Regions from separate parts of the Mus musculus genome. Here regions 1, 2, 3, 5, 6 and 7 are each linked to region 4. The links are chromatin loops, found by intact Hi-C in ENCODE. Cell type or tissue: left cerebral cortex. All regions are shown on one strand. Region 1 has its middle 20 kb from the start of Gm31946. Region 2 has its middle 130 kb from the start of Gm25383. Region 3 has its middle 270 kb from the start of Gm25383. Region 4 overlaps A830082K12Rik (RIKEN cDNA A830082K12 gene). Region 5 overlaps Slf1 (SMC5-SMC6 complex localization factor 1). Region 6 has its middle 130 kb from the start of Gm25383. Region 7 overlaps Mctp1 (multiple C2 domains, transmembrane 1).

Evidence for each region. Hi-C counts contacts between places; a loop is a spot of excess contacts. Peaks named below come from ENCODE experiments on the same cell type or tissue, not always from the same donor. Only the 100,000 strongest peaks of a DNase experiment are listed, where the experiment ranks them.
Region 1: a loop joins it to region 4, with 11 times the contacts of the local background. A loop is called at or near these places in 2 of 42 quality-filtered maps.
Region 2: it touches region 4 in a loop (5-fold over the local background); 11 of 42 quality-filtered maps call a loop at or near these places.
Region 3: a loop joins it to region 4, with 4 times the contacts of the local background. A loop is called at or near these places in 2 of 42 quality-filtered maps.
Region 5: it touches region 4 in a loop (4-fold over the local background); 11 of 42 quality-filtered maps call a loop at or near these places.
Region 6: it touches region 4 in a loop (3-fold over the local background); 11 of 42 quality-filtered maps call a loop at or near these places.
Region 7: it touches region 4 in a loop (2.9-fold over the local background); 5 of 42 quality-filtered maps call a loop at or near these places.

Annotation. Positions count from the first base shown.
Region 1 is chr13:78,445,249-78,449,248 of GRCm38, reverse strand. No RefSeq gene overlaps it. Among named protein-coding and RNA genes, the nearest start is that of Gm31946, 20 kb to the right of the region's middle. In left cerebral cortex, no CTCF peak of the experiment used is centred here; a DNase peak (open chromatin) is centred at 2,446; H3K4me3 peaks cover 417 bases.
Region 2 is chr13:79,026,420-79,030,419 of GRCm38, reverse strand. No RefSeq gene overlaps it. Among named protein-coding and RNA genes, the nearest start is that of Gm25383, 130 kb to the left of the region's middle. In left cerebral cortex, a CTCF peak has its summit at 2,123 (motif pointing right); a DNase peak (open chromatin) is centred at 2,130.
Region 3 is chr13:78,889,486-78,893,485 of GRCm38, reverse strand. No RefSeq gene overlaps it. Among named protein-coding and RNA genes, the nearest start is that of Gm25383, 270 kb to the left of the region's middle. In left cerebral cortex, no CTCF peak of the experiment used is centred here; DNase peaks (open chromatin) are centred at 1,006, 1,648 and 2,032; H3K27ac peaks cover 1,422 bases.
Region 4 is chr13:78,199,401-78,203,400 of GRCm38, reverse strand. All of the region lies in intron 1 of A830082K12Rik (RIKEN cDNA A830082K12 gene), which reads right to left. Among named protein-coding and RNA genes, the nearest start is that of Nr2f1, 2.5 kb to the right of the region's middle. In left cerebral cortex, a CTCF peak has its summit at 1,631 (motif pointing right); DNase peaks (open chromatin) are centred at 178, 1,667 and 2,802; H3K4me3 peaks cover 3,742 bases; H3K27ac peaks cover 3,228 bases.
Region 5 is chr13:77,043,649-77,047,648 of GRCm38, reverse strand. Slf1 (SMC5-SMC6 complex localization factor 1) reads left to right here. Exons shown (of 21, transcript NM_134071.3): 19 at 447-539; 20 at 945-1,127; 21 at 3,619-4,000. Among named protein-coding and RNA genes, the nearest start is that of Slf1, 90 kb to the left of the region's middle. In left cerebral cortex, a CTCF peak has its summit at 2,086 (motif pointing left); DNase peaks (open chromatin) are centred at 220, 1,042 and 2,071; H3K4me3 peaks cover 1,017 bases; H3K27ac peaks cover 905 bases.
Region 6 is chr13:79,032,597-79,036,596 of GRCm38, reverse strand. No RefSeq gene overlaps it. Among named protein-coding and RNA genes, the nearest start is that of Gm25383, 130 kb to the left of the region's middle. In left cerebral cortex, no CTCF peak of the experiment used is centred here; no DNase peak of the experiment used is centred here.
Region 7 is chr13:76,842,376-76,846,375 of GRCm38, reverse strand. The region is part of intron 15 of Mctp1 (multiple C2 domains, transmembrane 1); the gene reads right to left. Among named protein-coding and RNA genes, the nearest start is that of Gm24519, 240 kb to the right of the region's middle. In left cerebral cortex, a CTCF peak has its summit at 1,600 (motif pointing left); a DNase peak (open chromatin) is centred at 1,487; H3K27ac peaks cover 317 bases.

The sequences.
Region 1 (4,000 bases), 250 kb before region 4:
ATACTTAGCAGAATCACCCTCTCTCTCTCTCTCAGCTCCATTCCACATGGATTCTGTTGCTAGTGTTTAAAATGGGGTGTTTGTTTCTTGGGGTTTCAAGTGCACTGACATGAAGTCATTTTGACATGATATGGTCGTATCCCATACATGTACCCCATTCAAGTTCATGAGATTTCTGATAAACAGTCTCATTCTGGCTTGTTATAAATGGCATTTGTCATCCAATGCTATACTTTAAAGCTCTCAACTTTCAGGAAGTTTTGGGTATGTTACATTCTACCAGGACAAATGGAGGTGAGAGTATATACAAAAGCAATAAATAATTTCTTACTCATTTCCCAAACCATCTAAGCATCCTGGGAAGTTTCTGCAATGTATCGAAAGCTACATTTAACACAGTATAACCTCACCCCTCATCCTTTATTCTTCCTTTCCATAAGAAACTGCATGTACCTTACAGGACAGACAAGACTGAGTAACAGAATAAAAAAAAAAAAAAAACACCAGAAAATTGCATATACATACATACATACATACACACAAGATAAATGAGTCTTTAATACAAAGATTAATAATATTGCAGTTTAGATATAGATACATACATTGGGGTATAAGTTTCCAAACTATTGTGTACATAGTTTTCAAACTATGGAGTTCACTGCAAACAAAACTGTTGTTAATTTTCCAAATCCTGGCTTGGAAAATAACTCTCAAAGTCTCTCTGTGGTTAAGCTTAAAAGATGTCCAGGTCCAAAGCTCCTATGACTGTATCTTAAAAGAGACTCTGTATCTTAAAATAGACTTTGCCCAAGTGATTCAAGGGGTGGGCCTTGAGCTGGGGAGAGTATTGTGGACTTTCCTTATTGTCTCTGCTTCATCACACAAGTTCTTAAAATAAAGACTATTTTCCAGCTGAACTAGCACATGGTAACAAGAAAGGCTACAGTAGATGCTGCCCGAGAACAATCTGCCCTGCTTCTAAGTTTGAATGTGCAGGTATGTACCATACTCCAGGAAGGACTGGTGGTTTCTAAAAGATAGAGAAGACCTAAAGAGACAAGTCTTCTCTAAAACTTTCAGGGGAAATAGCACTCGGTTCACAAGTGGCTTACCCCACAGAGAACTCTGAACTCTAAATTATAGGATAGAAATCTGTTGGTTTACACCATTAAGTTTGAGGTGATTTGCTATGGCACAGATAGGACACTGATACATTCTGTCTGCTGAAGTAAGTTTTGAGTTTGAAGAATGAAAAAGATCTAAGTACTGCAACAGACTCAAGTTTAAATTATTAAAACAAGCTTTTCTTTCAATCTCCCCTGATTTTTATCATTAGAGGACAAAATGGCTGGAAAGTCACTAAATTTTATATAAAAGAGGAAACAGAAAAGAATAAGCCGTTTGGTCAAGAAGTGGGTAAAATTTTCAGATATGATCATAGCACGATGTCTGAACACTATCTGAAGTGCCACTAAATATTAAAAATAAAAGGTAAAGGAGTTTATGTTGAAGTTAGTTACATTCTCCTCAAATTGAAGGCACTTAGGGAATTTTAAAAATTCATTTCTCCACATTTGAACTTCAGAAAGTAAAGTTTTTCAGAATGACAGTATCATGCTGGAAATATTAATGTACTAGCATGAAATAATGTCTGTAGGAGGTGATAAAAGCATGAGTTATACCAAATTATATTTCTTTATGGATGTTACCGTACTTCTCATGATAGATACAGTTAATGGGCATAAGAGTACCTGCCCAAGCCCTTTAGAAAATTAAAACCATGTACACAAACATTGCTGTAAGAAATTAAAAGACCAATTTTAGCCAAATGAAAATGTTCACTATTCTAGATACAGTCCCTAAGGATATGAAATATCTCTCCTTAGTACAGAATATATTTTTTCTTGTATTTTTCTTCTTGCATTCATTATAGAAAGAATCATAAAGCTACTTACATTACATATAGCAGTTTTACCCAGTTAGGTAATAGAAGGTGCCAAATGAACTCCGTGCTCTGCTGTACTTGGCTATAAATTGTAGGATTTACTCACTAATTGGTTTGGGGTCAAATTTATTCTTTATGGAATAAAATGTTCAATAGCATATCCTGTTGACCTGGGTCCATATCAATAGACCAGATATTAAAGAGTCTACATTATTATCTGTTCATGCACATGTGTGTGAGTTTTCCTGAATTTAATTATTTGGAATAAGAAAGGAGTCCATTTTACAAATTTCAGGAAAATAGTCATATCTGTCATTGGTAACAAAATCATTCAAACGTTTGAGACTATAGCATACGGAAAATGTAAACTTGCGTGAACAACATTGTGCTTTAACCCTTTGTAGCCACAGCACTAAGCAAGGAGGCTGCCTTTCTCTTTGCTCCCCTCCACCTGCTGATGGCATAGCAATGGCGCTGCAAACAGAACCTTCTCTTCTGCTAGCACCTTGGTAGTAACGTGCTCAGTTAATCTACACAACATAGAGTCATCCTCTCAAAAAGTAATTCACTTCTTTAAAAACTAGATAGAAAATAAATATGGTGCAGTAAAATTGTCGAGGAGAAGAATGTATCTGGACATTTCACAAAGCATTTCATTATGCTGACAATTCCCAGAAGTGCTCTCGAGAGCGCTTTAAGCTGAGGATTACTGCGCCAGAGCTGATGGACTTTTTTTGTAGCCCTTTTAAAAGGCAGTGAACCGTTTTTCTATTTTATTTAAATAATACCCCTTAAAATGGATTTTTAGAGGTATAATAACTCCTTAAGAGTCAGTTATGCTAAACAGTTTCTCTTGATAGAAATGTTGTAAAACTCGTTAACTGCACAGTCTCAGATGCCGCTCCGTGAACACTAACTGACATGTGAATGACCAGAGTTTGTAAAATAAATTGCAATAGTTGTTGTATCACACAGCTAGCATTGCCCAAGCTGGAGGCCACAGGGGACTCCGACCTGACAGAAAATTACTTCAAGATGAATGAAAAGTGCTTGTTTCTCTTTATTAGTTTTTAGAGAACAATGAAAATGTTGAATTGTTTACAGAGGGCTGATTAAATGTGGTCAGCGGGGCCATGTTCCTGCTGCTAAGTGTCGGCCTCCCCCTCCAGCCAGCCCCATGTAGGCTACTACATGCTCACGCACTGTGCACTGGCCAGCCCTGGCCCTAGCCCCCACCATGTGCTCCCTGCCACATGCATCTTCTTATAGGCTATTATGGCTGCACATCTGTGTGTGAAATGTGCTCATTCTGACATTCCAATGCTGCTCAGCACTGCAGAGGCCTTTGTTGGGTAAAACACTGTTGTCAAGCCTAACAAGCAGGTCATGCAATTTGTAGGACGCCGTGGCAAAGAATAGCCCAGGATGAATTACTTCAGCTCAAATAGTGCTCATTCCCATGTTGGAATACCTATGTGTTTCTTTTGTTAGATGACACAACAGAAATTCATGAAATTTTGCTCTTTCAAGATTTAATTTTTTTTTTTTAAAGAGCAAGTTTGCAACCAGGTATCAGCAGACTACCACATATTAGCTTTTTGTTGTATTTCCTTAGGCTGACTACTGTTGTATGGCTAATGGAAAAATGCATGAAGTGCTCTAATTGGTCATTTGGGGCTTATATTCCATTTGTATTTACCAGGAAGGACAGTGAGAGTAAAGGCACAGCCACTACTATATCTGTCTGTCTGGTGCACCAAGAGAGGCTGCCAGGCCAGGGCACTGAGGAGGATGTTTTGGAGGTTTCTCACTGTGAAACTCTTTGTGAAGGCTTTCACAAAGTGAACAGCCTTGGTGGGAGAAAATATGAGAATTCACTAACTAGTGTAAGCCACATTAGGGAAATGTCTTTCTACCAGACCAGCTGAATGAATCAGGTTCAAAGATGTTTTAGAAAATAAAATAAAAATTAAAAAAAAAACCAACAAAGGAAGGCGAAAGAATTATTTGGTCTCCATAGTCTTCAGTGGCTTATCGTCTTCTTCCTTCTTCGCT
Region 2 (4,000 bases), 830 kb before region 4:
GACACTGCCAATTGGGGTTTCTTCTTTAAGATCATTCCCCAAACACTCAGAAGTCCTGGGTTGCCTGTAGTTGCCTACAGCCCTGACCACTTTCCCCTCCACATTAACTCATCCACTGATATTAGCATTATCCAGGTCTAGACTGTAAGACTGAGATTGTAAAAGACAGGAGAAGCCTCTTCCTGAAGCCAACACCCCAGCCTGCTGCTGAAATTACTGCTCTGCAGCTGTGGGTGTCTGGGAAAGGCTGTCTGCACTAGAGCTCCTGCCCCCTATCAGGTTACACTTCAGAGGAGGTGACCAGTTCATGCAAAACAAAGGAGTTTTGACCTTTGTCCTTCCAGAAACCAAAGCCATATGAAGATGAAATGACTCATTTCTTGGCTCTAAATATGTACTAACACTTTTTTCCCAAATAATTTTGAGCTCAGTTTTTCTGGACTGTTTTCTTTAGTCTTAGTCCCATTGCATATTTTTACAAAACAGCTCATTCCCTTTTCATTAAAGTCAATATATTTATTACTTATCGTTATGATTCAGCTCACTTATGAATGTTTCTGTACTTGTTTTCTTTCTTTCATTATCTTTTTTTGCTTCTCATGATGGCCCCTAATTCTCGAAGTCTTAGAGCAGCTTCTCTTTCAGCAGCTAAATCTAAGGAGTTCCCCTTTTCCCATTTACTCTGAGAATGCTATTTCCTCTATGAAGCTTTTTTGTTTATTTGTTCAATTTTAACAAGTCTGTAAAACATCACTTGTGAAAGGTTTTCTATCTTCATTGACACAAGAGAACCAGCACTATCTCAACATTCAGTGCCTAAACAAATATCATGAACCACTGTTTTAAAATAACATTTTTATGTTTTTAAAAAGACTAATGACTCAGGGAACTCTGGGGGTACTGGCTAGTTCATATGGTTGTTCCTCCTATGGGGCTGCAAACCCCTTCAGCTCCTTGGGTACTTTCTCTAGCTCCTTCGGGAGATGGCCTTGTCAGTCGTCAATGGGAGGAGAGGCCCTTGGTCCTGTATAAGTTCTATGCCCCAGTATAGGGGAATGCCAGGGCCAGGAAGCAAGAGTGGGTGGGTGGGTTAGGGAGCAGGGGGAGGGGGAAAAGAATAGGGGATTTTCGAAGGGGAAACTAGAAAAGGGGATAACATTTGAAATGTAAATATAAAAATATCTAAATAAAAAATGTAAATTCCATAAAAACAAGACTAAGGACCTAAGTGTTATTTATTTCATTTTAGTGGGATATCCCAGTTACTCTAATCAAAACAAGTAAAATTATTTTTTGAATTTTTGTCTTTAAGAAAATAATGACAATAGAAATTCTATTATAAACATATATTATTTTCCATATTATTTAACTTAAAAGTTAAATAAAAGAAAGTAGAAGTCAATACTGACGAGATCTATATCTGATCAGAAATGATATATATGAGGCAGTTGGGAATTATAAATATTATTTAAAGATACAAAAGCTCTTTCTGAATTCATGAAACCCTAATAATTCTTGAAAATGACACGTGTATTTTAGACTTAAACTAGAGCTGCCATCCTGCACACCAATGTTCTAGCATGATCACAGCACTTTACAAAACTGAAGAACACAGAGAAAACAAAATTTGCTGGTTCTTCAAACTGTCCACAGACATGAATTTTTCCCCAGAGGTTTGATGACGGTGGAGCTCACATATCTATTGAGCACAAATTGTAAGAGGCTGGTTTTTAAAATGGTAAATCAAATAAATAAAGCTCTAGAAAAGGCCCAACACTAGCAAGCAATGGCCACACTCTGAGTGCACCAGTATTGGAGGGGATGAGAGGAAAGCTCTGCTGCTGGGAACCTGTATTCAGAAACAGCAAAGGCTGAACCTCTGGCTCAAGAGCATCAGGGAGCAGGTGGTGCCTGGCAGGCTAACCACCACTAACTCCACATTTATTCCTTTAGCTCTAACTGTACATTAATCCAATAAGCGACTCTAATAAAATAATGCATTTCCAAAATGCTTAGCTGGCATTTGGGGAGTGGATAGGCATTTTTTATTATTTACTGGGAATGAATCCTAAAGGAATCTGTGACTGAAGACAGATCATGCTGTAGGCTGTTCTGGCCTCCAGGGGTCACCCTTCCCTTTAATGACTCCACCCTGACAAACTTGCCTCTTTTAAACAATTTCTTGTGTTATGGTAACTGTGAGAATCCCAATCATTGCTTATATACGCTGAAATCTGTGCTAGGTGATTCCTTGGCTGTCCCCTGGCATTTGTCCCTGAGCTATAGATCCCTCTAATCATACCACATTCTTGCCCCAGCACAACTTCAGAAAAGTCATTTCTGATGCCCTCTTGCTAATCTGTAGTAAATGAGACACAGGACTCATCTCTATGCTTCCCACAGTATAGCAGCAGACAAAATGTTTAGCAAAGTTCTGCTGAACAATTGCGGATGATAGGGAAAAAAGGAAAAGAAAAACTTTTTTCAGAACTTCCAAAGATTGTGAAGACCTTCACTGGGGTGGGTGCCTGTCTTCATCCATGGAGATACACATATGTGTATATGTACACACACATACAATCTATACCTCACATAGTGCATTTCTTTCTCACCTGGATTCAAGATCTTCCAATCTTCTGTGAACACGTATAGAGGGCATATTTATGTTTCTAGAAGGGCACATGACCAACAAGGAATATAACCCTTTGTCTCCTGTAACACAGCTGTCCTCTTCCATATCACAAACTTCCTTCTTCACAATGAAAGCTAATATGGATAAGGGCAGAGTGTTTCTTACCCCTATCATTAATGTTTATATAGCAGTACCCACTTAGACTCTGTTTCAGGGATGAGTCGATGTGGAAAATGAGGTCACTGAGTCTTGAGGGTCCTCAAAATAAAAAAAAAATGTGTGCAGAGCACAGGCAGAACACAAGAAGATGGCCAAATTATCTACCAGCTAGGATTATTCCTGGCACCTTCTCTGTCAAAGAGAACGTCTCTTTCAAAGGCTAAAAGTTGATGGGGAGATGTTAATATAGTGTGGGAAGTAGTGTGAGACCAGCATGACTATTAGCTGGAGGAGGGAAACCTTAAAAAATTCCCAGGACCCAGCTTTAGTACTTTTCCAAGACCTGTCCTGCAGGACTTCAATATGTAGCATGCACACAATGGTAATTGGTGTCCCTAAAAACCACTATAGTTAAAATATTTGTTTAATTTATGCAGAGCAGGACTCCATGGAAGAAAGGCTAAGGACAAAGATTCCTGTTGCTGACAGCTTTCATCTCTGACCCAAACTGGAATACTCCATTCATTAAATCAAAGGCATTTCACAATAGTGAGTCTGGTGATCATATATAGTTATTTGACTCAGTTTTTCCCTCACTTCAAGTCACTTTGCTCAACAAAGACAATAATGTCCCTTGGAAACTTTCTAATAAACTTAATTCTTCATATACAAATTTTCCAGTGATGCCCTATCATTCTGTTGAGAATGGAGGCCAGGGCAAAGCCAAGATAACTCTGAAACTATGCACGACCCAACAGTTCTAATACTCAGGATAATTTCCAAACCTCATGACATGATCATGTTAAGCTACTGATGTTAGCACCACTGAACTAATGTTACTCTTTTTAAAGAATTCCTTCATAATAAAAGTAATAAATATTTTAAGACATGAGGTCTTTTCTGGAGCAAAATGCCACTGAGCACTGTTAACATTGAAATAAATGCAAGGGTGCATATAAGACCAAAGAAAGACTAGAAATGGAGGACACAAACAGATGAATATCCAAAAGGTCTCTAAGCCTTGGTTACCAGTCTGATAAATAACACTTTGGGACATTTTTTCTGTGCCATTGTATTATTAGGAATCATTTAAAACCTCCTTCCTTGGAAGTCTCTATACTTTTTGTTTAATAAGTTAAACTTTGTTCACTGTTCAGCTATGCCTCTTCATTTACATGTATTACATGTAAAATTCTAATTGGTCTCTTT
Region 3 (4,000 bases), 690 kb before region 4:
TTTGATAACATTAAGACTACTAAAATGTGAACCTTAAAGATAGTTATAACTATAGCCATAGATTATTGATTTTGGGGCAGGTAGATGAGAGAGAGAGAGAGAGAGAGAGAGAGAGAGAGAGAGAGAGAGAGAGAGAGAGAGAGAGAGAGAGAGAAAGAGGATGAGATAAGATAGATGGGTGAGTGAGTGAGTGGATAGATATTAGACAGATAAAATAGAGACAGATAGATAGACAGATAGATGATAGATGAGTGATAGAAGATAGATATTAGATAGGTAGATAGATGTTAGATAGAGATACATAGATTAAATTGATGATAATAGACAAACAATAGATGATGATGATGATAGATAGATAGATAGATAGATAGATAGATAGATAGATAGATGGATGGATGGATGGATAGATAGATAGTTGATAAATTAGAAATGAGAGATGATAGAAATATAGATAGATAGTAAAATAAATGATAGATAGTAAGATAGAAAGATAGATAGTAAGATAGATAGATGGATAGATAGTTGATAAATTAGAAATGATAGAGAGATGATAGATAGAAATATAGATAGATAGTAAGATAAATGATAGATGGATAGATAGTAAGATAGAAAGATAGATAGTAAGATAGATGGATGGATAGATAGATAGATAGATAGATAGATAGATAGATAGATAGAATGAGGGAGGGAAGGAGGGAGAGAGGGAGGGAGGGAGAGAGAGAGAGATCTATTAAATGTTCTTCAGGTTCTACGCTCACTAACTTACATTTCTATATAAAAGCACTGTATTTCATATAGAATTTAAAATACCTGCTTACATTCTGGAATTTATTTCTTAATATTCACATACTCTGGAGGGTTAAGGTTAAACTAAAATTTTATTTCCCTCCCTAGCTACTTGGCTCACCATAAAAAGAGAGCCATGTAAATTTTTTTGCCTTTTCTGACTTTAAAAAGTTGATGGCTTGCTACCTTTTTTATCTGAAGCATGTAGGCAGATTCTAATTTGGCCCTGCAAAAAAAAAAAAAAAAAAAATCTGTTTGGCCCTGGGCTGAGGGAAGATGTTAATTTTCATGACGGTTTTAGAACACATCAAAATTCAGTATGCATTTTTTTCAGTATTTCAAAGCAATATGCTTAAAGCATGCAGTTTAGAGCTAGAACATATAGAGCATTTAAAAATATTCATGTTTTACCAAGAATCTATCCGGTCTATTATTACAGTAAGTATGATACAAAGACATCTTTATATGATTGTGAATGAAGTGTTCTACATTGGAAAAGAGTTCAAAGGAAAATGATATATCTTCTTGCTCCAGAATTCTTTTCTGGTTTGGGTGCTAGAAATTCAATATAGTCCAAAAGAGAATTGCATAACTGGACTGGATGCATTAAGTACAGCTCAAAAAGTAGTTTTAGAAATATCTAACGTCCAGCTTCTAATATTTGACTTCAATTGATCTTTAGTAACACCCTTTGCTTGAAATATTAACATAACTACTATTCAGCATGAGTATGAGCTACCTGCCATGAAGGCCTGTTAACACCAAACACTTGGACATGATCACATGCCCTAACCACTGAATTCGTGTTCTCCTATGCAATGAAACTATAAATAGTGACTCCTTTTTGAAATTAGTATGAAGAAATGTTTCAAATGTCTGAATGAAAGTGAATCTGTAGGTTCCCAACCGCACAGAGGACAGACAGGCTTTCAGGTTTACTTGATGTAGATCTTTTGAACTTATGTTGTCTTACTCACTGAGTGTGAGAGAAGTTAGCGACTTGATGGCTATTGATACTGTGAATATTAGTAAACACACGAGCAGGCAAGTACGATTCATGAAATTGTTTTCTGCCTCTTATCTCTCCAAATCATTCTATTAGTAAAATGGAATATAGTAAAATACCGAACAGGCTTCCTTCTATTCATGTACAGACATTTGAGAACTCACATTAAAACGGAAATGGTAGGGACTAAGATGCAATGTAGTGGGTAATAGCACGAATTGCTCTTTCATAGGAACTGAGTGAAATCCTCAGAACCTGAAGTAACCTCGCAGTCCCCATATCAGGTAGCCCATGTCAACCTTTAATTCCAGCTCCAGGGGTATCTGCAGTCAAACCTGAACAGGATCCACACTCAGCCACAGACACGCAGGCCTCCCACATACCAGGAACCACACACATGCACTCCCCCCGCGCCCCCCCCCCCCACAGCCACAGCCACACACATATATTCATATATTTTAAAGTGAGAAACAAATGTAGAATGGTAATTTTCTGAACTACTTCCTGAGCTAAAAAACAGCTATTGATGGTTTTTGACCAAATGTATGCAGATATATGAAATTCACCTTCATGTTATTTCTTAAAGTAAGCAACAAGTCTGAACTATATTAACATCGTGGTGATCGTATTTCCTCGTGGTAGTAGAGATTTAATGTATAGTGGGCTAACCTATACTCTAACTCACCAAGTTGCCCAGGCTGACTTCAAACTTACTCTGTAGGCCCAGCTAGCAGGGCTTTGCTTGACCTTGAACTCTGAATTCCTCGGTCTCCTGGACATCTGAGATTCTGCATGAAAATTTGGACTTTGCTGAAACAAAGTATTTCTTCTTGGAAATCCATCCTCTAAAAGTGTAAGTAACTACATGTCCTAACATGTAGCACACTTCCTCCTGATGACCTAATATGTGCCAAACTCTCAGCAAACAGCTTTCCACATATCATTTTATTTAGTCTCAAAATGGCCAGCAGTGTTGATACCATTGAAATGTCTGTTCTAAAAAGAATAAAGAGGAGGTTCTAAGGGTTCATCAAATCACCCATAGGCAGTCTTCAATAATGTTGATATTTCAGCACAGACAACTAAACATCCAAGTCTTTGCTTAGCTATCATAATGTATTTGCTAAAAATACCTGCCTTCCCTCGAACTGATTCAGATGCAAAGCAGAGAAACAAACATTGCTGGTACAATAAAACAAAATCTAGAGATGAAATGTAGAGAGGAAGCTGTGTGGATGTAACAATAAAGAAATGGGAATAAAGTAGCTTGACAGTAGCCTGCATATGGGTACTCAGTTGGCACCTCTAGAAAAGCACACCTAAGCAGAGTCAGTCAAGAGAAGAAAAGGGGACGGTGAACTCTGAGAAATACAGTAGCATCAAGATGAACCTAGATGGCTACCAGAGAAAAGATCCCGAGGAGAGTGGACTGGACAGATGTTACATGTGTGCCAGGCTGGCAGTGGTGTGTGTGTGTGTCATGTATAGTGTGCCCACAGAATTGACCCTAATCTAAAAGACTAAACCTTTTTGACACTTCCTTTGGAGGGGAAAGTTTATATTAAAAAGTCATCATTCTTTGAAAATGAATTCACTCTTCATAATCAACAAAACTTTCAGCGACAGCAGTGAATAATATTTAAGCAACACAATAAAAAGTGGTTATAATACAGTCACACTGATTTCCTTGAGAGCCCACTTGACTGAGTATAAAGATAAGTCCAAAATATTTTCAGCATTACTTTTGTTGTTAAAATAAGTCAATGACATTCATAGGTGAGAGTTACACAAATAACTTACTGAAAGGTTTAAATTCCAGTTCATTTATTGAAAAATCCATTTATTTTCCTATGCCATCTGCCAATCTGCTCCCAGTTTAAAGTTGTTTATTAAGAGATTTTAAAATCACTTGTTTGATTAGCGTTTAAAAAGTAACATTAAAATGGGGCTGGTTTATGGTTGCCAGTTACATATGTACAGTTGCCAAGGCTGTCATGGCAATATATTACATACTTGGTGGTTGCAACAAGGTTGTTTATTTTCTCACAATGGTTCAGGCTAGAAGTCCAGATTAGATTTCCCCTTGCTAAGCCGACTGGCAAATAACAAGATGAGGCATCTCCCTCTATTTTCAGGAGTCTTTTCTGTGCCTGCTACAATCCTCTTCTTAGGAGGATGTAAATCAAAAACAGAGTAGTGTAATTTCTC
Region 4 (4,000 bases):
GAGAACCGCTGTCCCCTTTAATCCGCTGACACTATCGCCCACATCAAACGGGCAGCCATCGATTGCCTTATTTTATTCGGGGCGACCTCAGGCTGGCGACTGAGCGCGACTCGCGAAGTCCTGTCTGCGGCGCGGCTAGGCACAGGTGCCGAGGCCGGCGGGCTCCACGGCTTCTCCATCTCTGCAAGCTGCAGGCTGGCCGCGCGGAAGCTAAACTTGATGCAATCTCGGGTCCCCTGCCCACGTAGCGTTTCCCGCTCCGGGTGGGAGAGGTTAGTGAGAGGACCTGTTTTGGGTTTGGACTGATGGGCTGGCAAGGATCCTCTCCTCCAAGGAGGCGTACCTTCCAGGCCCGGACGAAAGTTCTCCGGGTCCTACCTGGGCTGCCTTGACTGTTTATCTAGGCTGGCGAGGACGAGTAACGATTGCCTTTCTACCTAGCCACGTTATCGAAGATTACAGACCCCAAGTTTCAAAACACACACACACACACACACACACACACACACACACACACACACGATTATCTTTGCGTTACTTGCCTGGTACGGCAGGGCTTGGCCGAGTCTCACTTCTGGTGCCCACCGTGTACAGCCCAGAGTCCGAGGGAGACTAGGCATGCAGACCCCGCACCCAGCAGGCCTCCGGTTCCCGGACGCTTGCTTTTTGCTTCCTCTCCCACTGTTTTGTGACTCTTCCCTCCCCCAGCCTCCCTTTCTCTGCTGCGTTCCGCTGCTCACTACTCCCTGTCTCTGATTGTTTGGGGAGTAAAATTTAGAATTTCTATATAAACAGCGCGCACACGCTCTCTCTCTCCTCTTTCCTTCCTTCCTTCCTTCCTTCCTTCCTTCCTTCCTCCCTCCCTCCCTCCCTCCCTCCCCCCTCCCTTCCTTCCCTCCTTTTTTTTATCATATCAATTTCACCTTTAAACGAACCGGAAGACTTGATCACGAATATTAGGGCTGAGAGGCTAAGGCCAGGAGCCCCTGCCACCCCATGTCCCGCCTCTCCATCATCTGCGTACAATGGGCCGCAGCACGCAGAATGCAGTCTCCATTATTCCAAATAGAAGGGCATACATAAGAAAGTCTTTATTCTGCTCTTTAAAAAAAATATATATCACTGGCCACTAAGTGGTAGATCCCAGAGACCAAAAAGCGCAAAGCGTGCCCCAAACACTCAGCGCTTTCTAAAGCCCTCACTAGTGAGATTTAAAGTGGGAACCAGTATTAATAGCCAAACCCTACCTCTTTCCATACAACTTGGCCATTTACTTCCACCTTTACCTTGGGGCGCTCGGAACGCTTGAGACAAACTTTTACGCTCTCCCTAGTTGAGGGCTGGTAAGAGGGACTCTCACTCCCACTCCCACTTCGGGTGGAGGCAGCCGTGGCTTTGTCACTCTGCCGCCCTGTGCCTGCCTGAGCCTGCGGATGAGAGCGATCTTAAAACGAGGGGGGTTGCGAGTGTGGGATTGGAGAATATGTAACTAATAGAAGTATCGTTTTCCCCAGTACCATCTTTCAAGGAAAAAAAAATTCCATTGAAAGAATTTTCAAAGTGCTGTCTTGGTTTGGAGAAAAGGCACTGGTTGCCAATGAGGAGGGGAGGAGGGACTCGGCTGCGTGCCGCCTGAGAGCGGCTCCCGTCCGCTAGGTGGCAGGCCGACCTAGCGATTCCTGCAAGGCCCGCGGCGGGACCCGCTCCTCCTGCCTACCCCTCCTTTTGCGACCAATCACCTTCGGGAATGGGGTCTCAGTCACACACACCCCAACACACACACACACACACACACACACACACACACACACACCACCACCACCACCACCACCACCACCACCACCACCACCACCACCACCACCACCACACAGCGAGTGAGAGACTCAGTCTCTTCCTCCTCCTCCTCCTCCTCCTCCTCTCCCCCTCCCCCTCCCCCTCCGTTTCCCACTTCTCGTCCCCTCCCCTCCTCCCCTCTCCCTCTTCCCCGTCTTCTCGTTCGTTCGTTTGCTCTTTTCCTGTGACTGACTTGTCCGCACTAACAGCCGCCCCACAACAATATGAGGAGTTACAAATGCTTTATTAATAATCATTGAAGCATTGTTTGGAGTTTGAGCATCCTGGGAATAAAAATGATGAAAAAGGAAAAAGAGGATTGATTGGAAAGTTTATTTTAAGATCATCTTTGGGATGAATAGGAATCATCGATTCGGATCGAATTTGTGGCAGTAGCTGCAGTTTCATGTGTGTGCTTTGTCGTAATTACGCCTCCGAAACTATGATATACTTCAGATTTTTAAATGAGGAGGCTTTTCATAATTATATAAAATGAGCGGGATACAGACTAAGATTATATTGAATGTGAACTAAGATTCTAAACCAAGTAGACTTCACAAATCATTAAAATGATGGAGTTTTTTTCCTCATTAATTTTTTTCTTAACGTTTTCAGTGCCACTCCTTACGCTCATAAAACCTAATTCTGAAAAGTTTTCATAAGATATACAGTAATTTCTTTCTCCTCGTTTTTTCCCATCACAACGCGTTCTCCCCTCATCATCCCTTTCCCCTCGTGTGTGTGTGTGTGTGTGTGTGTGTGTGTGTGTGTGTGTGACCATACACGACCCATACTAATCAGGTCTCAGAGTAAATAGCAGCGCAGGGCGATCTCAATGTAAATTATGCTTGTCAGAAGCACCCCCCCCCTCACTTTCTCTTCTCCTCCCCTCGACATCCCAGACTGTAGGTAGCTGGGGGGAGGGGAAAAGGACTTTCCAACCAATGGCGTGAAGGAGGCTTGGCTAACCTTAGCCTCCCATTTTCTCTCCCCCCCCCCACCCCCCATTCAGGGCTCTGACCAGTCAGTCGCCTTTGATTATCAGTTGCCAGCAGCCCTTCTCTTGGCTCCTTGACACGAGCTCCATATAAGGCAGAGATCTCCATAGAAACGTGTCAGTTTCAATAGTAGTGTCAAAGTTCACTATATACAGACATTCGCGCAGATCCCCCTTTCGGAAACATTGCTCTGAGTGTCCTCCCGTTTAAACGCATTCAATTTTTTGGTCCCTCTCCTCTCCTCTCCTCTCCTCTCCTCTCCTCTCCTCTCCTCTCCTCTCCTCTCCTCTCCTCTCCTCTCCTCTCCTCTCCTCTCGCCCCTCTCTCCCTCCTCTCCTTTCTCTCACCCACTCTCCTCTTGCCCTATCTCTCCCCCTTTCTTTTCCTTACATATTCTACTAGTTGTCGCCCTTCCTCTTTCTCTCCCTCCTTTTCTCTTTCACTCCTTTCCTCTAGAAGAGAGAAGACTAAACTTGAAAAAAAAAGGAGGAGGAGGCACCCCTCAGTATTCTTCTTATCGTTATTATATATATATATGTATGTATATATATATATATATATATGATTTTTTTTGGAGGGAGGGTGTTGGTTCCCAGCTGAAGAGCACTTATTTAAAATACTAAAAAAAGAACATTTTTGGGCGATCTCCAGGGTTTTTTAACTAGCTCTGTGTGTTATAGCAGAAGAAGCAGAAGAAGCAAGAAAGAGGAAAAGAAGAGGATTATTTATTCGACCTACTTTGGATGTCTCTCTCGCTTTCTCTTTTTCCTTATTTTCTCAAGCATTTTCTTCTGATTTTTATTTTTTTCCTATTTCGCTGTGAATTCGTCGCTGGCGTGAATTATCTCGTATTTTTCTCCCCCTTCCGTCACCTCCCGAAAGAAGAAGGCAGAGAGAACCCGGCGCCACCCGCACAACAAAAAGAGCAAAGTGTGTGATCTTCCTCGCCGGCTGCCTCCCGCTCTCCAGCGCTGCCTTCCTGAATGGCTGGCTGCGTCCGGCCCTGGACCTGGCCCCCAGACACCCGAGCGCCCTGATCCTCGCCGGCAGCTTCGTCCCGATCCTGCTCGACTCTCCCAGCTCCCCGCACTCTTGAAACCGGGCGAGGGCTCCCGCCAGGACAGCGGCGGCGGCACGGGCAGCACCGGCCTCGGCTCGCTCTCGGGCTG
Region 5 (4,000 bases), 1.2 Mb after region 4:
CGTGCTTAGCTAGAAACATTCATTTGAATTAAGCTATAAATGCTGTATAAGAAAGAGCTATACATTTTAGCGTAGATTCATGAATAAATTTAAGAGAGGGCAGTTGCACTTTAAAACTTTTATTGCTACAAACCAAGTATTTCTGGTGTTGTCTGGTCATCTGGGGTTTGTCTAGCAGGACTGAAGCTTTAACCTTGAACTGGGAGAGACAATGGCTGTGTAGAGCTTCCCTTGTAGAATCATTGCGGAGCTGCTGACAGAGCAGAAGCTCTGGGCTACTGGGCTTCCTCCCACCCCACCTCTCCTTCTTCCTTTTCTTGTTTTTAATTCAAGAGATGTTTAAACCAGTCTGGCATGGGTCCAGACCTTCTAGTTCATGGCCTTTGTTATTTTCTTTAGTTGATATCTTGTCTTCTCTGGAATAATCTATTAATTTTTTATGTCAGGGGAAACAGCTCTGCATAGAGTTTGCATAAAAAACCAAGTGGAGAAATTGATTATCCTTCTGTCTTTGCCAGGAATAGACATCAATGTTAAAGGTAAGATCTCTAAGTCTTTGTGTCCTCCTTCAGCATCGTACAATTTGTTATACAAAATAGTTTTATATCGTATTAAGAAAAATCATTTAACTAAATTTACTAAAAATATTTCTAAAATAGTTACTAGCCAAACTGAAATAATTCACTATGTGATAATTTAGAGCTAATAATATAAAATATTTTAGAAGCAATTTTCTGGTCATATTCCAATATTAATGTTTAAAATTTCTTTTTATTTATTTTCATTTTTAAGTAGAAACATGATTACAGTGGGCTCGTTTTCACCAATGCTGTTTTTCATATATGAAGCTCCTACAGAGTAATAGAGGGGACTTGTGGAATATCAATACTTTGCAACCAACAGTACTTCTGCTGTTTTAAAACTTGCCTTAATTTCTAATTTAGACAATGCTGGCTGGACGCCTTTGCATGAAGCCTGCAACTATGGCAACACGGAGTGTGTCCAGGAAATTCTGCAGCGTTGTCCAGAGGTGGATCTGCTCACTCAAGTGGACGGGGTGACGCCTTTGCATGATGCGCTGTCAAACGGACATGTGGAGATTGGCAAGCTGCTTCTACAGCGTGGGGGTGAGTGCGTTCCTGTTACAGGGCTTTCGGGAAATTATCTAGGTTTTTGATGACTTCCTCAGAGGCAGATAATATTTTATATTGAAAAGTCTGTAAGAAAAGGTGCTTTTATTTTATATAAAATATAATGAGAAAGTAAAGACAAAATGTCTCCTAAATACAGACACCTTGTATTAATTGTTGTAAGCACCATTTTATAATATATATATTGTTAAAACCTATTAACATTCATGTATGAAAGTATATTTTTGCAGTTGAAGCTGTTGGTTTTAAATATTGCTTTAACTTAATGTATATGGTATCTTTGTGAAGTGATAATTTCTGAAAGCTTGTTAATAAGTGGATTGAGTGCTTCTTATGACTACTTCGGTTTTCCATTTTTTATTACATATGTATGTGGTGTGTATATATGTATAACTGGCTAAGCTAATATTATCTTTATATGACATTCCTTTATAGAGTATGGAAAAGATAGCCTAAGATATTTTCATTTATATTTACCATCAACTAAGTTGAAGCTGGATTTTCAGGTCATGTTAAATATAGTACAAGGCTTTTATGAAGAGGATAACTTAAGCTTCATACCCATATACTGCTTTTTCTGATTCATTTTTATCTTCAGCAACTCCCCTTTTAGTAACATTTCTGCATCTGAACTATTACAAAATTTTGCTTCAAAATATTCAGACTAATTTGTGTTTTAAAAACGAAACCCTGATAACTAGCTTGTAATATGAAAAACATAAACATTTGTGTGACTATTGGTTTTGTTTGTGTTAATTTTAACTTAGAATTTGATGTGTTTTATACTGTAAATAACGCATTTCATTCTGCATAAAAACAAAAGGCATATTCTCCATGTGCCCTTTTTTTTTCCCTATGAGTATCTAAGAAAGCCTGGATATATTGCATGATGGCTTAAGAGACTTGGTTATTTATAGTCTTCTCCTGCCCCCTAAAGGCCTAAGTGTGTCTGTTTTACCAACACTGTTTCATAATTGATGTATTTTTAGTTCTTCTACCTTCTCTTTTAAATACTACTAGTTTTATAAACCCAATGTTTTTTTTTCTATTAAGTATTCTGTTTTCTTGTACTCAAAGATTTAATCTGACATGCAAGCCAATATTCATTTCTGTATCAAATAATGTAAATTATATCAGAAGTATTCTTTAATGGATTCGAGCTGATTAGCATAGTGTGATATTAGATCAGCTGTGCTGATTTAGCTAACAGAGTCATATGTGGGTTAGTCTCTGATCTAGGAGAGAAAACTAACTTGTACTTAGGTTTGTCAAGGTGCACTGGCTAAATTACATCTGTGTTGTTTTTGTTGTTGTTTGTACTAGGTTGTTTATTTGTTGACTTATCTAGTCAGATTCTGGGTTTGAACCTTTATATGGTTTGACATTATCACTCTGGCAGCTTTATAATCTCTTCATTTCAAGACTTTCAGTCTTGCTAGCAATAATTTCAAGAGTATATATTGCTAAACTTTACTTCAGGTACTTGTAATGTTTTCCAAACAGAAATAAGAAAAATATTTTTCTTTTGTTTTAAGATGTTAACAAAATAATAGATAATACAACTTTCATTTGAAATTTCTTTTTTCCCCACAAATTATATATATGTAGCCTTTATATTTGTGGTTATAGTCATCATTAAGAGTTTTAGCGCTTAATAATCTATTCTTTCTGACGGTACAATGTGTTATAATGTATCCTACCATACTTTCATATTGCTGCTTACATTTCTGTGAGTGACTGCACAAAGGGTTACAAGCTGTGATTGATAAGAGTAAAGAGCACTTCTATACCTTGTTATGGACGGACCATTGCTTTTCACTTCTTGTGTCATCCTCTAATACTCAGGATGAACTTGAGTCCTGAGCATTTCAGTACTTTGCAAGTACTAACTCTGACTATAGCAGGCTTTTTCAGTTTTGGTTTGGTTTCGGCTTTGGTTTGATAGATCAAGTATTGAGTTCAATTTAGAAAATTAACTTTGAAGTTTTTATGACTCCCTTGCCTTTGTGAACAGTAAACATTAGAAGTATAAAATACAAATTGTACTGTATCTGTGAAGGGTCTTTATAGTTTTCACATTGCCAGGTGGTTAGTCAGTAATGGAAAAGAAACTATTTTTTTCCTAAGGTTCTAATTAATGTGTTTTATTAATTTCTTCTGAGAGTACTGGATTTCTTGTTCTTAATTGGCAGCAGGGAAGGTTTTAAAAACTGTTTTCACTTATCATATAGACTATGTTTTAGCAGAATTCATTAGTCAGTTGAGTAGAATTTTCAGTTTGTAAACCCACCTTTATTGGTCTGTATGGGCAATTACAATATATGTAGGCAGCTAATCAGTAGCAAGTATGATGATAAACAGAATCCTGGAAGGCTTTTATTATACTGAGGTGGGGGAAGAAAGCAGCCGTTAACCTGGCAAAATAAAAGTGTTTTACTCTTAACATTTTACATTTCCTTTTTCACAGGCCCAGAACTTTTACAGCAGAGGAACTCTAAGGGGGAGTTGCCCTTGGATTATGTGCTGTCCCCTAAGGACAAGGAAGAACTATTTGCCATTACAAATATAGACGATACAGTGGACAACTTTCATGCTAAGACACAGAAACATTTTTACCACCAACAGCTTGAATTTGGTTCGTTTTTACTTAGTAGGATGTTGATTAATTTTTGTTCAATATTTGATTTGTCCTCAGAATTTATTCTAGCTTTCAAAGGGTTAGGTCATCTAAATGAGTTGCTTATGGCATGCAATAGTGATACAGAAGCCAGCAATGCACATACTGACTGGTTATTGGATGTTTATGCTAGGAATATAAAGACATTAAAGAAGCTCCCAAGTGTTCTTAA
Region 6 (4,000 bases), 830 kb before region 4:
GCTCACAATATTTTTAGAAGTCCTTTTTGGGAATTTTCAGATATTTTTGGTGCAGACCCTTTGAAATATTCTTAGAGATGGTGCATCTTTGCCAATTGAGGTCAAATTCTATTTTTGGAGAGAGCAAAAGCCAATGAAAGCAAACTCAGCCAAGTGATCAAGGGGACTCTTTCCACTTCTGTTAAAATCAAAGCACACTTATGAATCTCAACGTGGTGTGTTTATGAGGCTTTCTAAGTTTCTGTTGGCATTGAGGACAATTTCAGATAAAAGTGACAAGTATGTTCTGAGTATCAGAGCTTGTGGTTAGCTTCCAAAAATGATGACTTTAAAGAAAATACTTTTTTTTTTAACACAGTAGAAAAATAGTGGTTTCCTTATATTATTCACCAAACTTAATTCTTAGGAAGTATTAAAAGTGTTGTTTAAGTTAAATTATAAAAAGTTAGAGGAATAGCACATTTAAGACAACATAAGAACCTTAAGAGCACATATTGTATAAATAAAGTGTTAATATAACATGTTTGAAGAAAATTATTTAACACGAATATATAACATGGGAGAAATGAGGTAAGTAAATTCACCCATTTTCCCAATGAGAAAGATTTTACTATTAGGAGAAATAAAGCCCCTAAATATGTACCCCATGAAGTAGAAACAACACTGACTTCACATACAAGATACGATTGTTGTAGGACAAATGACAGTCTGCGAGAAATTTGTGCAGTGGCATATTTGACCTGGTAAGCTAATTTATTAAAATAAATGTATGGAAATTGCTGTGAATATGCACAATGTTTATATTCAATTAAATTATCTGTATGAGAGTTAAAGAAAAATAGTCTGATGCTTTGCTAATGGAGGCTTAAATTAGTAAAATTTGACATTTCTATATGCTGGAATAAGAAATGGCATGCAAATATTTATAAAGTACAGATTGTATAAAAAAATCACAAAATATAACTATTTTATTCTTTTGGCATTTAGTCTATTTTCCCAGTGTTTTTAACTCAATATCTCCTTGCTGTAGGCATCGACAGAGTCTGAGCATGTGTGCATCCAGATTTTTACTCTTCTCTCCATGCTGGCTAAGCTGTGCATTATCATCTTTTCTCCTGGAAGAAGATTCATCTATACAGTTGGAAGTTTTCTCACCAGCAATGCCATGAACTTTAGTCCACATTTAGAAGGAAAGGCGCTGGAACAGGATCTCCCTTCAGCACATGCAATGATGTCTGTGTCAGGTAAGCACCACACACTTACTGCCTCCCCCTTTCCTGGCAAGGGCACTATACACTCCAAGGCAGGGTAGGCTATTTAAAGTTTGTGATTATCACTCTAAAATTAGGCTGTTTTTAATAACTTTAAATTATAGAGAGCAATATCCAAGCAGCTGATATCTTTGTGTATCAGATAACCACTGAACCTATCGTTTTGCTGATCTTTGCACCTTTACACATGTGCTTTCTTTTAGTTAAAGCTAAGAATATGTTTCTGGTTACTCACTTATTGCCTTGCATTAAAGACTGAATTCTTGCCACTCACTTCATTTGTGTAATAGTTTATAGGGGTGAAAAAATACCTGAATGGACTAAATCTGAATTCAACCTCATAGCAGAGCCTATATATAAGAAAATACTGGAAAAAAAGCGTTTGGGAAATGTCAGCATCTTTCACTTTGTAATCAGATATTTATTAAAGATGCTAAAGCAGAATCATCAAGAAAGGAAACATCTTACAAAACTGTGTTGTAACATTGCTCACCTGGTGCTGCTGTTTTGGGGAGCTACGAAAGTTTGGGGATATTAAAGTATAACTGTAAGTTATTGGCAACCTTGTTTCTAGGTCCTTTTTTTGCCTCATGATCTGGCAACTTATAAAGCCAAGCTTCGAGCCAGTGCTACCACTGACTGAGCTGGTTCTGTCCCTAAACTCTCTATGTTATGGCCTCTAAACTGTAATAAACAAAACGTCCCCTTGGCCTCAGTAACGCAAAAGTAATGAGTGTGTAGGCATTGTTTCAATATCTATCAAATATTTTTTAATTTCATGTGCCATTTCAAGAATATTAATAATTTTTGTTTTGTTTCTGAGACAGATCTCATTGTGCAATCCATGCAAACTTTAAATTAAATCATTTTTTTCAATTTTTATTAGATATTTTCTTCATTTACATTTCAAATGCTATCCTGAAAGTCCCCTATACCCTCCCCTCTCCCCCTGCCCTGCTCCCCTACCCACCCACTCCCACTTCTTGGCCGTGGTGTTCCCCTGTACTGGGGCATATAAAGTTTGCAAGACCAAGGAGCCTCTCTTCCCAATTATAGCTGACTAGGCCATCTTCTGATACATGTGCAAATAGAGACACAAGCTCTGTGGGTACTAGTTAGTTCATATTGTTGTTCCACCTAGAGGGTTGCAGACCCCTTCAGCTCCTTGGATAATTTCTCTAGCTCCTCCCTGTGTTCCATCCAATAGATGACTGTGAGCATCCACTTCTGTATTGTCCAGGCACTGGCATAGCCTCACAAGAGACAGCTATATCAGGGTCCTTTCAGCAAAATCTTGCTGGCATGTGCAATAGTATCTGCATTTGGTGGCTAATTATGGGATGGATCACTGGGTGGGGTAGTCTCTGGAAGGTCCATCCTTTCATCTTCGCTCGGAACTTTGTCTCTGTAACTCCTTCCATGGGTGTTCTGTTCCCTATTCTAAGGAGGAAAGAAATATCCAGATGTTGGTCTTCCTTCTTATTGAGTTTCATGTGTTTTGCAAATTGTATCTTGGGTATTCTAAATTTCTGGGGGTAATATCCACTTATCAGTGAGTGCATATCAAGTGACTTCTTTTGTGATTGGGTTACCTCACTCAGGATGATGTCCCCCAGATCCATCTCTTCGCCCAAGAATTTTATAAATTCATTGTTTTTAATAGCTGAGTAGTACTCTATTGTGTAAATGTACCACATTTTCTGTATCCATTCCTCTGTTGAGGGACATCTGTGTTCTTTCCAGCTTCTGGTTATTATAAATAAGGCTACTATGATCATAGTGGAGAATGTGTCCTTATTACCATTTGGAACATCTTTTGGGTATATGCCCAGGAAAGGGATTGCTGGATCTTCTGATCGTACTATGTCCAATTTTCTGAGGAACCGCCAGAATGATTTCCAGAGTGGTTGTACAAGCTTTCAATCCCACCAGCAATGGATGTGGAGAAAGAGGAAATTCCTAAGTTTAATTATTTTTAATTAATTAATTAATTTACATCCCAATAGCTGATCCCCTCCCAATTCCCCCTTTCAGAGACTCTCCTCCCATCTCACCTCCCCTTCTCCTCCCACAGGGTTGAGTCTCCCCTGGGTTTTTTCCCAGCCCTGGCACAGCAGGTCTCTGCCACATTAGGCATGTCCTCTCCCCCTGAGACCAGACAAGGCAACCCTGTTGGGGAAAGGATACCACAGTCAGGCCACAGCTTTAGGGAAAGCCTTCCTTACTGTTATTGGGGGGTCCACATGAAGACTGAGCTGCACTTCTGTTACATATGTCCCAGGGGCTTCTTTCCAGCCCATGCATGTTTGTTGGTTGTTGGTTTGGTCTCTGAAAGCTCCCAGATGTCCAAGTGAGTTGACTCTGTTGGTCTTCCTGTGTGGTTCAGAGCCTTCAATTCTTCACCTAACTCTTCCATAAAAATCCCTGACCTCTGTCTAATGTTTGGAATGTATCTTTCAGTCAGTTGTTGGGTAGAGCAGAGGGCAGTTATGTTGGCTCCTGTCTACAAGTATAACAGAGTATCATTATTAATGTCAGGGATTGGTGCTTGACAATGGAATGGGTTTCAAGCTTGGTTGATTATTAGTTGACCATTCCTTCACTCTGCTCCATATTTGCTCCTGCTTTTCTTTAGGCAGGGCAAATTTGGGGTCAAAATTTTAAGGTTAGGTTTGTGTCCTTACACCTCCACTTGGGCTCCTGCCTTCCTACAGGAGGAGGCCTCTTCA
Region 7 (4,000 bases), 1.4 Mb after region 4:
GTAGTTTTATCAGCTAATGTGGTAGTTAATGCCATAGAGCCCCTAGAAATACAGGATAATTTCTACAAAATCAGTACCATAGACTGTTCTGGCACTTAACAGCTGTAACTAAAAATCTCAACACACAGTTTACAAGCAAGGGTCATTCTCTCTCCACTTAAGAACAGTTTCCCTATTCAAAAATATTTTCAGTGAGAAGTGAAGCCAAGCTTTACTCCGTGAAATCAACAAGTCTCTCTTATACACAGGAATGGATCGTCATGGCTTTGGAAATTTTTTTTTTTTTAAAGATCATGGAATTAGACCTTCTTGGGTGTGAGGCATACTTGTTTGATAAGAATTTTGTGTATAGAAAATCAATTTCCTTTCTCAGTAAGATGTAAAATATAAAATTGTTTTTAGGACGTCCTTAGTAGACATTTGAATAGTCATAATATGGAATAGAAATATTCTGGAAGTGATAATAACAGGTTTGAGAGCTAAGGAAATGTTTTCTCGTGTTGTTTATTGACATGTGCCTTTCATCTGGAGTGCTCTCTCCAGCTCTCAGCATTCATCAAACTCCTACTCATACTGTAAAACCCAACTTACTTGTCTCCTGTTCTATGCAACCTACCTCTATCTCTGCTTCACATGATCAGGACATATCAACTTGGAATCCCAATTTAGAACAGAATTGTTATCGTGGTGGACACAGTCAAAGCACTGAGAAGGGAATGAAGCTGCAAAAGTATTTCCGGTTCTGGCAAACAGCTCTCTGCAAGACAGCTTATTATTCTAAAATAAACCAAAAGCTACAATTCTTAAAACATCATGTACTGTTTTCAATTCATGAATTAGGAATAAAGGTACAGTTTGGGTACAGAACACATGCTCTGCACTGCTTGAATGAATATACCTCTGTCAATTATTCTCAAATACTGCTTCAAAGGGAAGGAAATTACCTTCCTTGCATATACAGCTTATATGTGCACAATATGAACTTAATTACATATCTTTACAAATACATATATACTTTATATGACATATGTAATTGTACTTTATATTAGCTATCTAAAAAATAGTATGATAATAAGGCATGTTTTAATCTCTGATTGTTCTTCATAGAAGTGGTTGAACAGGTCTCGGCCTCTAAGAGCAGCAAGATGTAACAGCACGGTTTCTTCTACGGGAGAAAGTGCTTAATTTCAGGAACACTCTTCTCATCTTTTTTTACTACAGTGCTCTGCTATCACTTGGGAGATCTGTCAGTTTATTTTAATCTAAGAGATGGTGTAAGGCTGAAAGCATCACACTTCATGCCCAGGCTTTCTGATTTCCAGGTTACGTTCCTAGTCACTCTGCTGTCTCCAGCTCACATGGGGTCATGATACAAAGTAAAACCACTTCCTTAAAAGAACCTGAACTTTAAGGCCAAACAATTGGATGCTAAAGCTGCAGGTCACAGTTTCAAGACTACAGACCATCGTCAAAGTCTACGATTATGGAAATAGCTTCTGCCTGCTTTTAACAGGTCTGTAATGGAGCAAGTTTTTTTCTGGCTGAACTAAATGAGTTGCTGAAGAGATTTTTGTGGTGCAACACTGCCCCCTACAGGCCATGCTGTAGAATGACATAAAAGACAATTTGTGCAGAGGCAGAGGAGGAATGGAACAGTATGAACATTATTTGCTGGCAGAAGGCAAGTTCAGATGCAGGTAAAGATATCGTAACATACGTGGGTATTTGTAACATACTTTCTGATTTAAAGCTAGAATGGAGTCTTAGGGTTTAACATTGTTTACTGTTTCACATGGTATTTGATCTTCAGACAAATGTAAATTGCTTTTTTGATAGAGAAAATATTCTCTCTCAATAATGTAATATAACACTCCTAATCTGTATGGATTACTTACATGGATTCCATAGAGAATCCATATTAATAATCTTCTCTTCAGTGCAGTAATTGCAGTGTTTAATGGTTTGAGGCAACCTCATGAGGTGGCAGAAGTAGGGAGAAAGGGCCATTCATACTAAACTCTCCCTGGCTCTCTAAAGACTTTAAAAGAGACTCATTCAAATATGTGCAATATATCATATATAATAATTCAATTTTCATTTCTAAGCTGCATTTCTTCAATAGGAAACTGCCAACTGCTTTGATTATAAAGCTCAGGTGGTCATCTGTGTTGGAATAAAAAAAATCCAGTATTTCATGGGAAAAATGCATCAAATTAACACTGCATTCTCAGAAACTTTTAGGACATGTGACATTTTTGGAAATTCAGAAATACAGATCTATACGTCAGATTATTAGAAATGTATTTAAAAGTACTTCCCTTCAACTATAAAAAACTACAAGTCTATCTTAAAATGGAATAATTATGAATATTATGTTTGAAACACATCAACATTCTGTCACCCCATACATACAAATAAGCATATCCCAATGTCACTCACATGTTATAAACGAGGCCTATAAAACATGCAGAAGGTAGAGTGAATCCTCCCGAAACATGTTAGAGATGCCACATCATATTGTCAGTGTAAGCCAGAGAAGCCTACAGATCTTACTGCTTCTATTTATAAAGCTCAAACCCTGCTTACTGGTCTACCAGGGAAGTTCCGCACAGCCTTAGTTTTAAACACAATTTAAAACATATGCAAGTTGCATTCAAAAGTACAGTGTGAACACTTGATTTTGTTTTGAGTGATACAATGCTAAGTACAATACATCTTTGAAATATTCATAAGTCATAAACTTAGGCAAAATTCACTTGGTAAGTGCTCAAACAAATAAAAAACGTTCAGGAAGATTAATTTGCTAGTAAAATAAGCACTCTAGTTTGTTCTGATTTGCAGGCAGCTGTATGATATTCAGCATTTCCTTCTACTGAAGCATGAATTCCAAGTTGTCATATGGAGGAATGTATGAGACAGTCTACACAGGCATGGGCAATGAAGGTGCTAATTTGCAGCATCCCACCTCATAGAAGGCTTCCTGAAGAGTAAATGCCTCATATATGATATTTAGTTTTATGTAACCATAACCTATAATTATGAAATGATTAAATGATCTCAATTTTATTTTAATTAAATAGCTAATCTTTTTATTAGAAGTGGGTCTCTATAATTACTTTGAGAAATTTTATAAAACCGAGGACAGAGTCATAATTTTAAAAATCAGATTCTTAACAAGTTTTCTAGGAAATGAATATTTAATGCGCCTAAAAATACTTTTCTTCTTGAATAGATCTCTAAATTTGATTGTTACTTCTGCAACTGATTCATACTGTGTTCAGTCAATACAACTGAGGGTACAATTTCTAAAAATATTCAGGCTATGTGAAAGAATTATTAATTAAAAGTTTAAAAAGGCTTTTACATATTGTTCTCTTAGGCTGGCTAGATGTTTCAGGTCCTCTTATTATTTACCTGGCTCATAGAAATGAGTGTGCAGACCTCTCCACAACACAAGTAAAAGTCCCAACAAAGGCATTCCCATCTCACTGTCGGAGGCTTTACCAACAAGATGTAAGACTGGATAATGAAAACTATATTATAATTGGTAGTTTTTATCCTAATGCTACCAAATCAAGTAAAAGTTTTCAATCACTGAACATTATTTTGGTAATGTTGGTAGCAAGGTAGCCTGGTATGCTGTGTGTCATTCAAACATATACTGTGTCTGGGAAAATTGTCCACATTGTAACAATACCATTTTTCTCAGCTTATAGAATTCTACTTGATGCTTTCTTTTTACTTGCTATGTTTTATCTTTTCATGCTACAAAGAATAACTTCTAAAACTAAATTCATGTTAGTGGCATGAATTTTAGATCTACTATGCCTCTCTGCAGCAAGGGTTACTTTTAAATTTATCTTCTTATCTCTGCAAAGCTTACCAGCAACATGCTTTCAGAAGATGCCAGCCAATAAACTGCACTAAAACCACTCTGCTACAAAGGCACAGTGATCTTTGGCATCATTCACTATTTTTAAAGCCATAAAAGAACAGATAA